Regions from separate parts of the Homo sapiens genome. Here region 1 is linked to region 2. The links are chromatin loops, found by intact Hi-C in ENCODE. Cell type or tissue: PC-3. All regions are shown on one strand.

What was found. A loop is a pair of places that touch in the nucleus more often than their neighbours do. Peaks named below come from ENCODE experiments on the same cell type or tissue, not always from the same donor. Only the 100,000 strongest peaks of a DNase experiment are listed, where the experiment ranks them.
Region 1: a loop joins it to region 2, with 3 times the contacts of the local background. A loop is called at or near these places in 1 of 110 quality-filtered maps.

Annotation. Positions count from the first base shown.
Region 1 is chrX:132,627,457-132,635,456 of GRCh38, forward strand. HS6ST2 (heparan sulfate 6-O-sulfotransferase 2) reads right to left here. Exons shown (of 5, transcript NM_001394073.1): 5 at 1-1,637. The coding sequence ends at 767. Among named protein-coding and RNA genes, the nearest start is that of HS6ST2-AS1, 36 kb to the right of the region's middle. In PC-3, CTCF peaks have their summits at 4,353 (motif pointing left) and 4,555; no DNase peak of the experiment used is centred here.
Region 2 is chrX:132,944,198-132,952,197 of GRCh38, forward strand. All of the region lies in intron 2 of HS6ST2 (heparan sulfate 6-O-sulfotransferase 2), which reads right to left. Among named protein-coding and RNA genes, the nearest start is that of HS6ST2, 10 kb to the right of the region's middle. In PC-3, a CTCF peak has its summit at 4,867 (motif pointing right); no DNase peak of the experiment used is centred here; H3K4me3 peaks cover 482 bases; H3K27ac peaks cover 3,369 bases.

The DNA of each region.
Region 1 (8,000 bases), 320 kb before region 2:
CTGAAAGCGCCTGGAAATTAGATCTTTACATTGGTATTTCATTTTGAAAAAAAGGTGTTTTGTTTAATGTGAGATACACCCTGTGTAAAACCTTTAAACAGTAGAAGGTAGAAAAAGTTTAAAATTTTAAACATCTCTTAAATATCAAGATATGAGTCCTGTTCTTGAAAAGCCAATATTTTGACATAAAACTACCCATGTTTGGAGAGGAATTTTTTATTTTCTACAGCTCGGTAAGATTCACCATCAGTTGTTATTCTATTTAAATAGATTCCTTGTTAAAATCAGAAGAAAATAAAAGGTTTTATGTTTCATTTTAGTTGCTTTATGTTTATACTTATTCTCACCCCTGGAAAAAATATTTGATTCCAAGATTGGGTTTTAACAGTGTATCATGAATAATTTAAAGTCCATTTCTTAGCCATAAGTTAAATGGTCACATTTTATGTTTTCACTTTGTCTCCATAACTAATTTAAGAACTTCTTAAAATATCTAAACAGCAATTTCTGGTGAGTCTGGTTTGGCTTTCGGATTTCATATTTAGTCCAACCCCAAAAAGACAATTTAATTCCATATTGAGATTTGTTTTACCTACACACAGTATAACACTGAATTGAAAGGCAACTGTAAAGGCAACATCTAAACTTTTTTTTAAAACTTCCCCAATGAAGGAAGCAGGATGTGTTTGGACACTTTCATCTTTTAAGCTATGCCATCTTTTCAGTGGCGCTTTGGGAGAAGTATGTACAGGCCTTTTTGAGCCATTTAACGCCATTTCTCTACACTGCCTATGTAGTCGTTGGTGCCATTGCTGGTGTTATCATTCTGCTCCTTGCCTGAGTTCTGCTTCGGGCTTTCCCGGTTCTCCTTCTGGCTCAAACTCTGAGTCAGATTCTGCATCAGATTCTGAGTCAGGTTCTGATTGGCATTCGGATTTGGGTTCTGACTCTGATTCTGATTCGGATTCTGGCTCTGGCCCTGACCCTGGCTCTGGAAATGGGTCTGAAGGAGCCTTCCCTTCAGAAATTTGCGTTGTTCCTGACGCTTTCGCCTGGCCTCCTGATGCTCTTTCTGCCTCATAAACTGATACCTCTGCAAAAAAAGGTCTTTGGCATAGCTGTACAACTCCATATCCAGAAAATTCAGTCCCTCAATACGCTTTTGAATTTCCTCATTGATCTCTACACTAGAGGCCCTAGTGGTATTATACTGGGTAAATGGCGAAATAAAGTTCATGTTGAAGGTTTTCTCAAACAGATATTGGGTCTTCCGCTGAAACTCAGTGAGGCCGAAGAACGCCATGTGCTTCAGATTTGACTTGGCACTTTCCAGAAGGACCTTGTTTCTTTGCTTTTCAGGCATGACAGAGAGGTTGTAGCAGCCTACCAGGGTCAGGTCGGAGAGCATGCGCACCTGGCGGTTGTTGGCTAGATTGTAGGGACAGTCCATAAACTCTTTGAGGGGGCAGCCAGACCAGTCATCGCCAGTGTAGCAGCTGGGCAGCTCTTCGGAGGTTGGAGGCCTTCCATCGCAGACATGCAGGGATGCTTTCCATGTTGCCCCTCTCTGGACATGCCTCCACTCACTCAAGTACCGGGACACTGGGTCTCGGAGGATGGTGATGTAGTGGAAGTTCCTATGGATGAAGCACAAAAACCAACAGTCAGAGATATGGGCGAAATAAGTGGAGTCATGGAGGTACATGGCATATGTGGTGTTCACTGGCTAAAAAGGAAGGCAAAGCAAAAATGACAGGGATCTGATGGCATTTGTCCTGTAAACTGTACTGCAGTCCCCTCTCTGAGTCTCACTAGCCTAGAGATAGCTAATTTTTTCAACCAATTTGCTGATACTTCAGCTAAAACAGGTATGAAAAGGTTAGATTCCAGACATTGACCTTGTCATGCTTCACTCCCGTTCGTTCCCCCTTCCCCTCTTTTTCTCCCTCTCTAACCAAAGACAAAATCTTCCCAATGACACCATTGGCTAACTAGGCAACCACTTTATTTCATGCCCCCCACTCTAAACCATTTAGTGATCATGAAATGGAGACTCATTGGAAGCACATACTTTATTGGAGTGAAATGGAGTTGACAAGTGGGTTCAAATTCGAATCTTATTAAATATGCAATAGCATTTTTTCTAATATCCAGTCTAATCTGCATATCTTTTTGTTTTTAAAAAACTCATTAAAAGAGTGTATGATATGATACTCTTGATTCTGGCTGTTGTCATATTATGGCTCATACATTATGGAAGTGGAATGTAGAGATAGGCAGAGTAGCCCAGGGCCTCCAGCAATAAACGCTGTGGTTAGTCACTGACTGAAATAGACATGGTAGCTGCCAATGGCATGTATGCAAGCTACTACCTTGGTTTCCACCTTTGCTCCTATGATAATATTCCCAGGATAGGAAACTTAACTCTATCAGCAGCTTCAAAATGTCCCTTTTCCTTATCTACTAAAAGGGCACGTGGATGTCAGCAAGTGTGGAGGCTTTGCTGTATGGCTGTCTTCTCTTTAGGGCTTCAAACAAAGTTCTTTGCTCAAATAGCAGACTAGCAAACATTTAAACCACATGTTAACACACTCACACCATACATGGTAGGCACACGCCCCAGAAACATCAAGTCCATGATACAATCAGGCATACTTAAGGAGAGAACCGTGTCATTGTGCTTTTCATGAGAAATGGGTTACCACTCAGGTACAGAAGATGAAGGACGAGGCCACAGAAGGGCATATTGTGGAAAGAAAGCAACAATAAACATTGAATATTAGCATTTAGCTTCTTAAAGGAAACCCGGAGAATGGCTTGCAACTTTTCTGAAATATTCATTCCCATCTGAGGGAGTGGTTGTTCTCTACACATACATGAGGAGCCACAGGGAACCTGCTCAGCCACCTGCTTAACTGAATATTGGCTGATGTTCATTGAGGAAACGTTTCTCCCAACTGGGGCTTCCATCACCTCAGGCATCCTGAAATCTATCTCCTATGCCTCTATCCTGTACATGGTGCTTGCTCTGCCTGCCATGATCTTCCCTCTTTGGCTGGAAAATTCTACTCATCCTTCAATACCAGTTCAAGTACCATCTCTTTTGTGAAAAAATGTACCCCACTCTGTGTTGCCAGTTATCATTTCTTCCTCTGTGTTGCCATAGCACTTCTATACTTAGCCTTTGTTAAAATATTTGTGATACTGGGGCTGGGCACGGTGGCTCATGCCTGTAATCCCAGCAGTTTGGGAGGCTGAGGTGGGTGGGTTGCTTGAGGTAAGGAGTTTGAGACCAGCCTGGACAACACGGTGAAACCCCATCTGTTAAAAATACAAAAATTAGCCAGGTGTGGTTGTGCGCTCCCGTAATCCTAGCTACTCAGGAGGCTGAGGCACGAGAATCACTTGAACCCAGGAGACGGAGGTTGCAGTGAGCTGTGGTTGTGCCACTGCATTTCAGCCTGAGCAATAGAGTGAGACCCTACCCCTCCACCCCACTGCCTCCCCCAAAAATGTGTGATACTGAATTACAATTAATTGTTTATATTTCCACTTAAACTATGTTTTCAAGGACAGGGGCTCTGTCCTATTCTTCTATATAGCCCTCATCCCATCCATTCCAGCTTTGTACATTGGCCTTCATCCCTGGCATAAAGCAGAATCTCAGTAACTTCTTTAACTGCTTACTTGATGAACTATCCTGGGGAAGAGGAAGGAGAGAGCTAGGGACATGCCTCATGACATAAAAACTCTGGATAATCTTCTAAGTGCCTTGCAAAAAATCACAGGAAGGTTTTTCTTAAAATAAATCACTTTATATATTTTTTCAGGAAGAAACAAGCATTGGGCACAGGAGAAGCATCTGGGAGTGAGGATGGAAAAGGGGCCAAGAGCACTTTCACTTGTCTCACTACTTTCCCTAGGACCTGATCTTGTTGGTGCCACTAAAATTCATCTCTATGAGAAGCCACTGCTAAAGAGTAGCAGCTTTTGTTCTCCAGTAGCCTTTACCAACAAAGATGACTACTAAAGCCCTGGGTTCCCTCCTTCCACTCCTAGCTTTAGTACTCATCCATTCAGTGCATACTTATTGAGCCTTTATGCTAGCCCTGAGGCAACAGTTTAGTGGCAATTAGTCTGATTATTTGGAAAAAAAAAAAAAGAAATTTATTAAGGTCTGTGACACATTTGGATTAACCTTTCAACCAGCTTTTCCAGGCATGCATTGTAATGGGGGCTGCTCGGTGTTCTAACCCCCCAAAATGGAGTCACCTTCATGCTTAGCTGGAAGTCTTCTTGCCCTAACTTCTTGTATTGGTTTAAGCCTACAGTGACATCTTCTGGTAAATATTAAGAGTGCACCACAGTGGAAGTCTGCAGCTCTCCTTCCTAAACATTGTTCCTAGCCTTTCAGAGCAAATACATCCCAACCACCAGGGTTAATGACACAATCAATGTTTCATAAGCACCACCCCTACCCCAACATGGATAGAGAGAAGGCAACACAGAGACAGACTTTCAGAGAGGGTCTCTCATGTTGTGGGTGTGTGGATCCAGTATGCATTCAACTTGAAGGTCACCTAGTGCCCTTAAGAAATACGGACAGCCCAACGTAGGCAGCCTCAGTGTCTACACTGTAGGGATTTTCACTGCAGCAGAGAAGTTAGAGGGGCACACACATACACACACTGCTGCCTTGGTGATAACAGCCACCTAGACTCATATGACAAAACCTGCAGAGATTCAGTGAGTGTCAACAGCCCCCTTCTTCCAGGGCAAATAGCCTTGGGGACCCAGAATGCCTCAACTGAAAGCACTTGATGCTGCTTAGAAATATTCCATGTGTAGAAAGAAAGAAAGATCTGCTGAAGGGTAGGTGTCCAGGGTCCAGGGGTCTCCTGAATTTCATGGTGTGTTGGAAGTAGGAAGGCAGGTAAAGATAACACCTTGGAGGTTATGTCAGAAAAAGAATCCAGGATGCTCATTATATCCAAGGAAGAGCTTTTAGGGCAATATCAGAGAAGCACGCTGGGGAATGCAGCTGGGGTCGGGGGCAAACAGAGACATGGCCAGTTTTCCCTCAGTGGTCAGGTCAGGTCAAGACTTGCTTAGTCTTGGCACCTAATGTGTGCCTGGCACTATGGCAGGCACTGGGGATACAGACAGGGATAAGACATGGAAACCCGGGGAAAGTGTTTCAATTGTGTGTGCCATGAATGCTTGGAGCAAGTGCAGGGTATGATTAAAAAAAAACACCTCACACTGATTTCTAACCTAGCCTAAAGATAAGACAAGGGTTTCTGCAGCTTTATTTTGAAAAACAAGAATTAGATGAGGCAACTGGGCACGGTGGCTCACACCTGTAATTCCAGCACTTTGGGAGGCCAAGGTGGGCAGATCACTTGAACCCAATAGTTCAAGACCAGCCTGAACAACATGGTGAAACCCTGTCTCTGCAAAAAATAGAAAAATTAGTGGGCGTGGTGGTGCACACCTGTAGTCTCAGCTACTAGGGAGGCTGAGGCGAGAGGATCACTTGAGCCTAGGAGGTAGAAGCTGCAGTGCACCATGGTATCACCACTGCACTCCAGCCTGGGTGACAGAGTGTGAGACTCCATCTCAAAAAAAAAAAAAAAAAAATGAGTCAAGGAGAGAGGAAAGGAGTATGAGACAGAAGGATCAGCATGAGCAGAGGCACAGAGGCATAAACCAGCCTATTGTGCAAGAGAAACGTGCATCAAAAAACCTCCCGGGGAGTGAAGGAGTAGTGGCAGGAATTGAAGATGGAGAGGGAGCCCAGGACCTGGTTGTGAAAGGCCACAGATGCCATATTAAAGCATTCAAAGTTAATTCTGCAGGCAACAGAGAGGCTTTGAAGGGCTTTAAGCAGGGGAATGACATGATGAGGTCTGTGTTTTAGAAAGATCATTATGTATATGAAGATGAAATTCGTGAAGTTAGTTAAGAGGCCACTGCAGAAGACAAGGCAAAAGAGAAGGAGGAGCAGACTAGAGAAATATTTAGCGGGTAAAAGTGACAAAAGGGATTCGGGGGAGAAAGAGGAGGAGGACTTAAGGATGCCTCCTAGAGCTCTGGAGGAAGGACTGAGGTGCCTGCGGGACATCTGAGTAGAGTTGAATGAACAGATCTGGCACTCAGAGAGCAACCTGGGCTGAAGATAAGGTACGGAGTGGTCAGCACAAAGTGGTAATTTCCAGACCATCATGGTCTATTTAGGGACCTTTTTAAAATTCCACTTGTGTGGCTTCAGATATTCGAAGACAGCATTTACCCCAGGGCTTCTCTTCTTTATGCTAAAAATGGTTTTCAACTATTCTCTATATAGCTTCAAGGCCCCGCTATCCTGTTGTCTGCCTGCAAGTGCATTCCACTTTATTGGAACATGGCCTGCTAAGCACGATCTGACAAGCAACAAGAAGGGACAGCCTATCACCTTCCTCATTCTTGACACCATTTCTCTTAATGTGGCCTCAGATCACATGGACCATTTTGGCGGCCACACCACACCACTGATACACAGTAAGCTCAATTGTTTCATACTTTCACATATATGCCACGCTGGAACGCAATCTATATTGTCAGGAACTGATGCAGTGTATTTGTGGCCCTGTTTAATCTCTTCTTGATGGAGGAAATCTAAGCCTGTCAAAAGACATCTACATTCTGATTATATCCCCCAATATCTTCACCATACTTTCCTGTTCCTGTTGGCAATGCCTGGATTCAGGCATTGATCAAAACAGAGCAAGATGCAGGTGAGAGCAAGTCTCTGATAGTTGCTGGAAATCTTTCTTCAGGTTGACATGAAACTGAAGGGTGCCGCTGAATGGACTGACTGAATTTTAACTGAATGAGGCCAGTTCAGCCCCAGGAAAATCATACGCCACCTGTTTCACTTAGTAGTAATTGGACAGGACTTTCTTGTGACCAAATGTATCACCTAATTAAAATGACAAGGTGTCACATTTTTAAATTGGAGCCATGACTCCCCATTGGGTTACATGGGTTAATTGAATGGCTGATTGGTGCTTCTGTATGCCCATGGTGACTTTACAGGCACTACACAGTTAAAGGTTTACCACCTTCTACTGAATGACAGTTCTCTGGGTGGCCTTGGACCAACACAATACTCCCCTCATTCTTGCTTGTCATTCTTAAGAATAACTGTAGAATGTGCTGGGAGTGCAGTATCCTGAGATAGGGAGGAACTGCCTGAAACAGCAAAAGCCTTGTTCCAGTCCTTCCTGGAGAATCTAACATCTTGAGATAGGGAGGAACTGCCTGGGACAGCCCAGCCTTTGTTCCTTTCTCTCAGAAGCAGGATGTCCTTCAAAGCTTTGCTAAATGAGTCACATGGCCCCTGAGGTATATAACTCAGGAAAGGCTGCCTTTTGGGGTCTCTCAGCTATGGTGCAAGTGAGGCATGCTTAATCGAGACTCATTCACCCAGGCAGCTTTCTTGAGTCTTGGGAAACCATCTCACAGTGGATCCTAGGCTTCTTTTGTCCCTTGCTGCCTATCTGTAAGTAATAAACCCACTTCATGTAACTTGTTGCTTATGAGTGTGTTCTGTCTCACCAAACCCATAGAAGTTTATAAACAATGCACAGTGAACCTGCTTTGTGTCTACAAGTTTAGGCCAACTTTTTCCTGTCACTGATAAGCAATTGTCGAAATAATAGCAACAAATGAAAGAGTTGTCCAAGCAAGAAACCAAAGGGCCATCCTTGACTCCTCTAATCTCCCCTCACTACTAAGAGCTAAACATTCGCTTAAGTCCTTTCCAGTTTCTAATAGCTCTGAAATCCATCCTTTGCACCACTGCCTGGGGTCAGGCCTTCATCACTTCTCTACTAAAACATTGCAGTAGCATCCCGTCCTACTCTTCAGGTCTCCAGTCCCATGCCACTTCCACACCCCCAGATGGCACATACCTGACCTGTCATTCCCTAATTAAGCCCTCCCAATGGCTCCCTATC
Region 2 (8,000 bases):
ATTCTTATACACCAATAACATACAGAGAGCCAAATCATGAGTGAACTCCCATTCACAACTGCCTCAAAGAGAATAAAATACCTAGGAATCCAACTTACAAGGGAAGTGAAGGACCTCTTCAAGGAGAACTACAAACCACTGCTCGATGAAACAAGAGGACACAAACAAATGGAAGAACATTCCATGCTCATGGATAGGAAGAATCAATATTGTGAAAACGGCCGTACTGCCCAAGGTAATTTATAGATTCAATGCCATCCCCATCAAGCTACCAATGACTTTCTTCACAGAATTGGAAAAAACTACTTTAAAGTTCATATGGAACCAAAAAAGAGCTCACATTGCCAAGTCAATCCTAAGCCAAAAGAACAAAGCTGGAGGCATCACGCTACCTGACTTCAAACTATACTACAAGGCTACAGTAACCAAAACAGCATGGTACTGCTGCCAAAACAGAGATATAGACCAATGGAACAGAACAGAGCCCTCAGAAATAATACCACACATCTACAACCATCTGATCTTTGACAAACCTGACAAAAACAAGAAATGGGGAAAGGATTCCCTATTTAATAAATGGTGCTGGGAAAACTGGCTAGCCATATGTAGAAAGCTGAAACTGGATCCCTTCCTTACACCTTATACAAAAATTAATTCAAGATGGATTAAAGACTTAAATGTTAGACCTAAAACCATAAAAACCCTAGAAGAAAGCCTAGGCAATACCATTCAGGACATAGGCATGGGCAAGGACTTCATGTCTAAAACACCAAAAGCAATGACAACAAAAGCCAAAATTCACAAATGATATCTAATTAAACTCAAGAGCGTCTGCACAGCAAAAGAAACTACCATCAGAGTGAACAGGCAACCTACAGAATGGGGGAAAATTTTTGCAATCTAGCCATCTGACAAAGGGCTAATATCCAGAATCTACAAAGAACTCAAACAGATTTACAAGAAAAAAACAAACAAACCCATCAACAAGTGGGCAAAGGATATGAACAGGCACTTCTTAAAAGAAGACATTTATGCAGCCAAAAGACACATGAAAAAATGCTCATCATCACTGGCCATCAGAGAAATGCAAATCAAAACCACAATGAGATACCATCTCACACCAGTTAGAATGGCGATCATTAAAAAGTCAAGAAACAACAGGTGCTGGAGAGGATGTGGAGAAACAGGAACACTTTTACACTGTTGCTGGGACTGTAAACTGGTTCAACCATTGTGGAAGTCAGTGTGGCGATTCCTCAGGGATCTAGAACTAGAAATACCATTTGACGCAGCCATCCCATTACTGGGTATATACCCAAAGGATTATAAATCATGCTGCCATAAAGACACATGCACACATATATTTATTGCGGCATTAGTCACAATAGCAAAGACCTGGAACCAACCCAAATGTCCAATGATGACAGACTGGATTAAGAAAATGTGGCACATATACACCATGGAATACTATGCAGCCATAAAAAATGATGAGTTCATGTCCTTTGCAGGGACATGGATGAAGCTGGAAACCATCATTCTCAGCAAAGTATCCCAAGGACAAAAAACCAAACATCACATCACTCATAGGTGGTAATTGAACAACAAGAACACTTGGACACAGGAAGGGGGGCATCACACACTGGGGATTGTTGTGGGGTGGGGGGAGGGGGGAGGGATAGCATTAGGAGATATACCTAATGTAAATGATGAGTTAATGGGTGCAGCACACCAACATGGCACATGTATACATATGTAACAAACCTGCACGTTGTGCACATGTACCCTAGCACTTAAAGTGTAATAATTAAAAAAGAAATGAAAAAATGCTCATCGTCACTGGCCTTCAGAGAAATGCAAATCAAAACCACAATGAGATACCATCTCACACCAGTTAGAATGGCGATCATTAAAATTTCAGGAAACAACAGGTGTTGGAGAGGATGTGGAGAAATAGGAACACTTTTACACTGTTGGTGGGTCTGTAAACTAGTTCAACCATTGTGGAAGACAGTGTGGTGATTCCTCAAGGATCTAGAACTAGAAATACCGTTTGACCCAGCCATCCCATTACTGGGTATATACCCAAAGGATTATAAATCATGCTGCTATAAAGACACATGCACACATTTATTGTGACACTATTCACAATAGCAAAGTCTTGGAACCAACCCAAATGTCCATCATTGATAGACTGGACTAAGAAAATTTGGCACATATATGCCATGGAATACTATGCAGCCATAAAAAGGATGAGTTCATGTCCTTTGTAGGAACATGGATGAAGCTGGAAACCATCATTCTCAGCAAACTATCCCAAGGACAGAAAACCAAACACCGCATGTTCTCATTCATAGGTGGGAATTGAACAATGACAACACTTGGACACAGGGTGGGGAACATCACACACTGGGGCCTGTCATGGGGTGAGGGGAGGCGGGAGGGATAGCATTAGGAGATGTACCTAATGTAAATGATGAGTTAATGGGTGCAGCACACCAACATGGCACATGTATACATATGTAATAAACCTGCACGTTGTGCACATGTACCCTAGAACTTAAAGTATATATTAAAAAATCTACCTCAGAGGGTTGTCGTGAGAATTAAATGAGAAAATATATAATATGCTCCTTGCACAGGACCTGTCTCAATAGGTACCCCAAAATAGTAATAGATCTTCTTGGAAAATAAGGCCAAGTTACCTGGGTCAAACTACCTAAGTCTTGGAGTTCTTCACTTTTGTATGTCAATTAAGAAATGTTATGTGGTCGGTGAAGGATTGGTAATACTTACAAATATAGCAAACTACTAACGTTCCTTCACACGCACTCAGGTTTAACACAACACCCAATGTCTAAGCACTGCATATGATCAGATAGTATGGTCTACAAGATAATTCATTCACTGAAGTTTTTCAAGAGTAATTTTAGGGCTCAGTATATGGTCTATTTTCAAAAGTGTTTCATATGCACTTGTGTGTGTATTCTTCCAATTGGGTGCAGATTTTATATATATATATGTGTGTGTGTGTGCGTGTATGTGTGTGTATGTGTGTATTTTAGATGTATATGTATATGTGTGTGTGTATATATATATACCCATTATATTGAGTTTGTTAATCATGTTGTTCAAATCCTCTGTATCCTTATTCATTTTTTGTTCATTTTACCTATCAATTTCTGAAAAAAAATCAGATTTTATAATTTCTGCTTTTAGCTCTGCCAACTTTTGCTTTATACGTTTCAAACTTATGGTATTAAGCATATGCAAGTTTAGAATTGTTATCTGAAAAAAAAACTGAACTGTTAATCATTACACAGTGATCTGTTTATGCCCAATAATGGTTCTACCTTAAAGTCTGTTTTGTCTGATATCAACATAGCCACATCAGTTTACTTCTGGCTAGTGTTTGCATAGTGTACCTATTCCAATCCTTTTTGTGTGCTTTATGTTCTTATGTTTTACCTTTGTCTCTTATACACAGCATATAGCTGGATTTTTTATTTTCATCCATTGTGATAATCTAGGTCTTAACTGGTGAGTTTAGTCAACTCCTATTTATTGTAATAACTGAAGAGTTGGCTGCCATGATCAAAGAGCCCTTTAAAAGTATTTCTGGGTTGTATGATGTAACTTGGTCCCCCTAGTCAATTTCTAAATACTCTTGCTTGCATTGACTCTCCTGTAGTAAGTTAGCAAAAACCCAAGGATCTTTATGAGTAAATTGAAGCTAATACTATACTGAAGATTTGCAGTTATTAGTACAGTTATGGGAGAAAGTCAATTAATGCAAGGAATGGTGCACACAGGCCTAATCCATTTGAGGTAAATCAATACACCGCACATTTCAATTGCTCTGTATTCGCACAGAACAGTGCATGGAAGCAACTCATTAGAACTAAACTCTTCATAAGAAACAGACCAATTCTCTCAGACTCACTAGGGCATCTCCACTAGTAAAATTTAAAAAGCAATCAAACTGAATAAGAAGTCCTCTTTGCAGACACTTACATTGGGGAAGAACAAGATTCTTGACAATTCAGAGTAAATGAAGTGCAAATTATTCTCTTATAATATAACTCAGAATTGAAGCTTAAATTGTGACTGAAAAAGAGCCCACAGTTTAATCAGAAAAATACATTTATTGATAATTCCCATGAGCTCCTATTTGATACATTTATATCATAGGATAACAAGTTCGAAACTATTGCCAAGTTATAAATATGGAATTTATGCACAATTTGCATGTATTAAATTGTATTTTGAATCGGCGTGTGTGCCTATATTTGAATATTTATAATATTCCAGAAAAAGCACAGTGGAATGTGCAAGACAGATTTATTTAGTGTAATGCTCTGAAATGTGTCAAAGTCTTCAGCACAGTTTTTAGAGGCAAAATGGCAGAAATAACAAATGGGATGCAATAAGACCAACTGAATAATCTGCAAAGTTCAATACCTAGTAAATGAGAAAAGCTCTTTTGCCAATAAATATTTTACTAAAGTTTAGACAAATATTTATCTAAGCTTACAAGGACACTGTTTTAGAGGACATACGCCATTAAGTGGATTATTCATTATCCTTTAATGGAAAGGGGGAAATTCCCATCCATACATCTCTTTTTAAACTCAGTGACTAAATACCTCATTTCATGTGTCACAGAATGTTAATATTAGCTTTTCAACTGTGAGGGACATTCTTTACACTGTCAAAACAACTTGTACCTACGGTGTAGTTTCAGTGGAGTTTCAACAATAAGATTATGCACCTCACTATATGTGCATAGAGTGGTCCCTCAGATATTGGAATAGTTGGACAATGACATTTCTAATCAACTTTATTTATGGTTAACTGGGGGTAATACTCTTATGCAGTGAAACTTCTCTAGGGGGCGCTGCTTAGCAAAGTGAACTCTCCTTTTCTGCTGGACGAGAGCAACACATACACTAACTGATCTAAGCTCCCAGTTATGGATGTTTAGAACTATAGCCCTTTACCAACCCCAAGATTTTAACTCTTCCAGCCAGACCATCAGCCCTGGTGTCAACTCACTAAGAAAGAAGCTCATGGAGATCCAAAGTCCAGACTATCTCGGATGGCTCTGGCTGAGCAGAATAAGCTTTATATTTCCAACTGTGTACCACTATTAACTTCCTGTTCCATATAATTTATAAATTAAAATTTATAATTTATAAATGAGAAAGAAACAATAGCAATTCACTCAAGTAGCTCTATACCATACTGGTATAAAAAGAGTTCCATGCATTGTGTGGGAATATGATAAAAGTCAGTTATCGAAAATCAGCAGCCAATGTCTGACTCATCACCTCTGCCTTTCAGGGTGAGGGTTTATTAGGGCTGAGGCTACTCTCCTCATTAAAGGCTCCCAGGATATCAAGAGGCTAATGAAATAACCAGCCAGGAACCAAAAAAGTAGACCTGTGTGCAATTAATCACAGCTTAGTAAAACATTATTTTAAAAATTGTTAATGCTTATTGTTATTATATAAGTAATGTAGACTCAAAGAAAACTCAAAACCTTCAGAAAAGCAGAATAAGAAAATAAATCACTAATAGATCTATTTATATTCTATTATTTTTTTCTTCCAGTCTCTGTCTTTTATGCTTAGATTTGGGAGGGGTAGGAGATGATTTCTCTCGCTCGCTCGCTCGCTATCTTTTTTTCTTTAATATAATTGTAGTCGTACTGGGTCCATAATTTTCTATCTCTTTTTCTCTTAGCATTAAATCACTAGCAATTTTCCATGCTCTATCAAAGGACATTTAAGTGGTTTTGTAATAATCTTTCAAGTGGATGTACTGAGATTTCTTGAACCATTCTTCTCCATGTGGATGTTCAGATTGTTTCCAATTTGTTGCACTTATGATAACTCCAGTTAGTCTCCTAGTATGTGTTCTCATAGCATCCTGTACTTTTCCCCCATGGCACTTCATATAATTTTAAGTAATTGATAATTTGTTTTCTGTCTATCTTTCCCACTCCTACGAAGGCAGGGACCACATCTACCTGGTTCTTCCCGGTAACCCCAGCACATAGCACAGGGATACCAGATACTCAATAAATATTTGCTGAATCAATAAATAAATGAGTGAATGAATGAAAGCATGTATAAAAGTATGTTTTTCTGCAAAATCCCAGAAAAGAAATTATGGGTCATAGAAATAAATATTTTTATATTCTGTGTTTACACTATTTATTTCCAAAAAGATCATTCAAGTTACATTCCCACTGACAATGTATGAGAATTTTGATATTTACCATGCCCTTGTCAGCACTGTCTACTTTTTTTGTTTGGTGGTGATATATGTTGGGTTTTGCTTTGTTTGTTTGTTTGTTTTAATCAGGGTTAGAGAGGCAAAAAAAGTATTCTATGTTTAAATGTGCATTTCTTTAGTACCAGTGAAATAAAACAGTTTTTCCATGTCTGCAAACTAGTTGGGGGTCCTATGTTGTAAATTGTCTGGTCATGTCCTTTGATTCTCTAATCAGCTCGTGAGAGTTCTTTGTACAGTAAAGATTTCAACTTTGTGTCTGTTGTAATTGTGCATATTATTACCAGTTTGAAACCTTTTCGTTTTGGCTTTTTTTTGACAGATAAGCATATCTTATTCTTATGTAATCATAACTATTGATCTTTTTTCCTTTATTCAAACATCCTTTTCCTTGGCTAAGAGTCCCATATGTGAATTGCAGCTATCACTTAAATAACAACGCCAATTGTGAATTCAGATTAACTGGGTCCACAGATTCCCACATATAATGTACGATGGAGCCCTAACCTGCCCCAGAGCCCCAGTTGTCACCTCCTTATAAGTCCTGTCCACTAGAAATCTAGGCAACAGGAACCAGTCATGACTTCTTAGTACTCTCCAGCCCGAACCAGATCCCCTTCTCAACCTCTCTGTTTTGGTGGCTGGTACCACCTACATTCCAGACTAGATATCAGGGAGATAGCTTTACCTAGACTCCGACCTTTATTTACTTTCATGGTGTTTTTGCACTCTTTCCATCCAAGAGCTTCTCATACTTACTGGGGTTCCTCATTGCCATTCAAGTCCTCCACAGTGGAGCCTAACCCCATCTACTTCCCTAACCATTATTACTCCAAGCATGAACCTTTCGGGTCTGGCCAGACCTGCCTAGGTGAGGTTGCTGGACCTCAAAAGGTCATGAGGACTCCGTGCCCACCCACAATGCCTCCTTTCTTCTTAATACAACTCTCCTACTCCCAGAGGCCTTCTCAAAAGGATGTCTCCTTTTTCTGGCCTGTTCCTCATACTTTAGAAAGGAAAGGGCCCTGGAAAGCATGTCATTTAAATCTCCAATTTTATAGATAAGACACTGAGACCAAGGGAAGGAAAAGGGCCTGTCCAAAATCTAAATTTCCTCTCCCAGCACCTGTCTACATGACATAGTCCTGCACTTCACATGCTAATCTTTATGGACTTGAGGCTGAAGATGGTTATCTTGGCTTTTTTGGTTTCTTCTTGGCTCTAATCTCCCCACAACTGCTAGCACCATGCCAGAGACATAATAGTTACTCCATCTGCTTTGCCGATTAGACCCAAACTACAACATAACAGATGGACTTTTGTCTATTTTTTGTATATTCTGGTAAATGTATGACATTTTAAAGACATTATTGATTTTCAAATTGTTTTCAAACAAAATCCATTTTTTAATTAAATATCTAAAGTACTAAATTGTTCTGTTCTACCATAAGCTCTGTGAGACAGAGAATGATGTCTCTTCCCTGGAATATAATGAACAGTTTCACAAAATCTTGCTTAATGAATGACAGAAAAAAACGGATGGCTATTCTTTTAATGTCATTACATACTACCTCAGTTGATGACTGATATCCATGAAAGACAAGCTCTAGCATTTTAATTGCCCCATAGCACTGATCTAAAATTATTATTAAGTGATGTTAATTCTGAATAGCCTTTTGTACTACCTGAGAACTTACAGCTTTGTA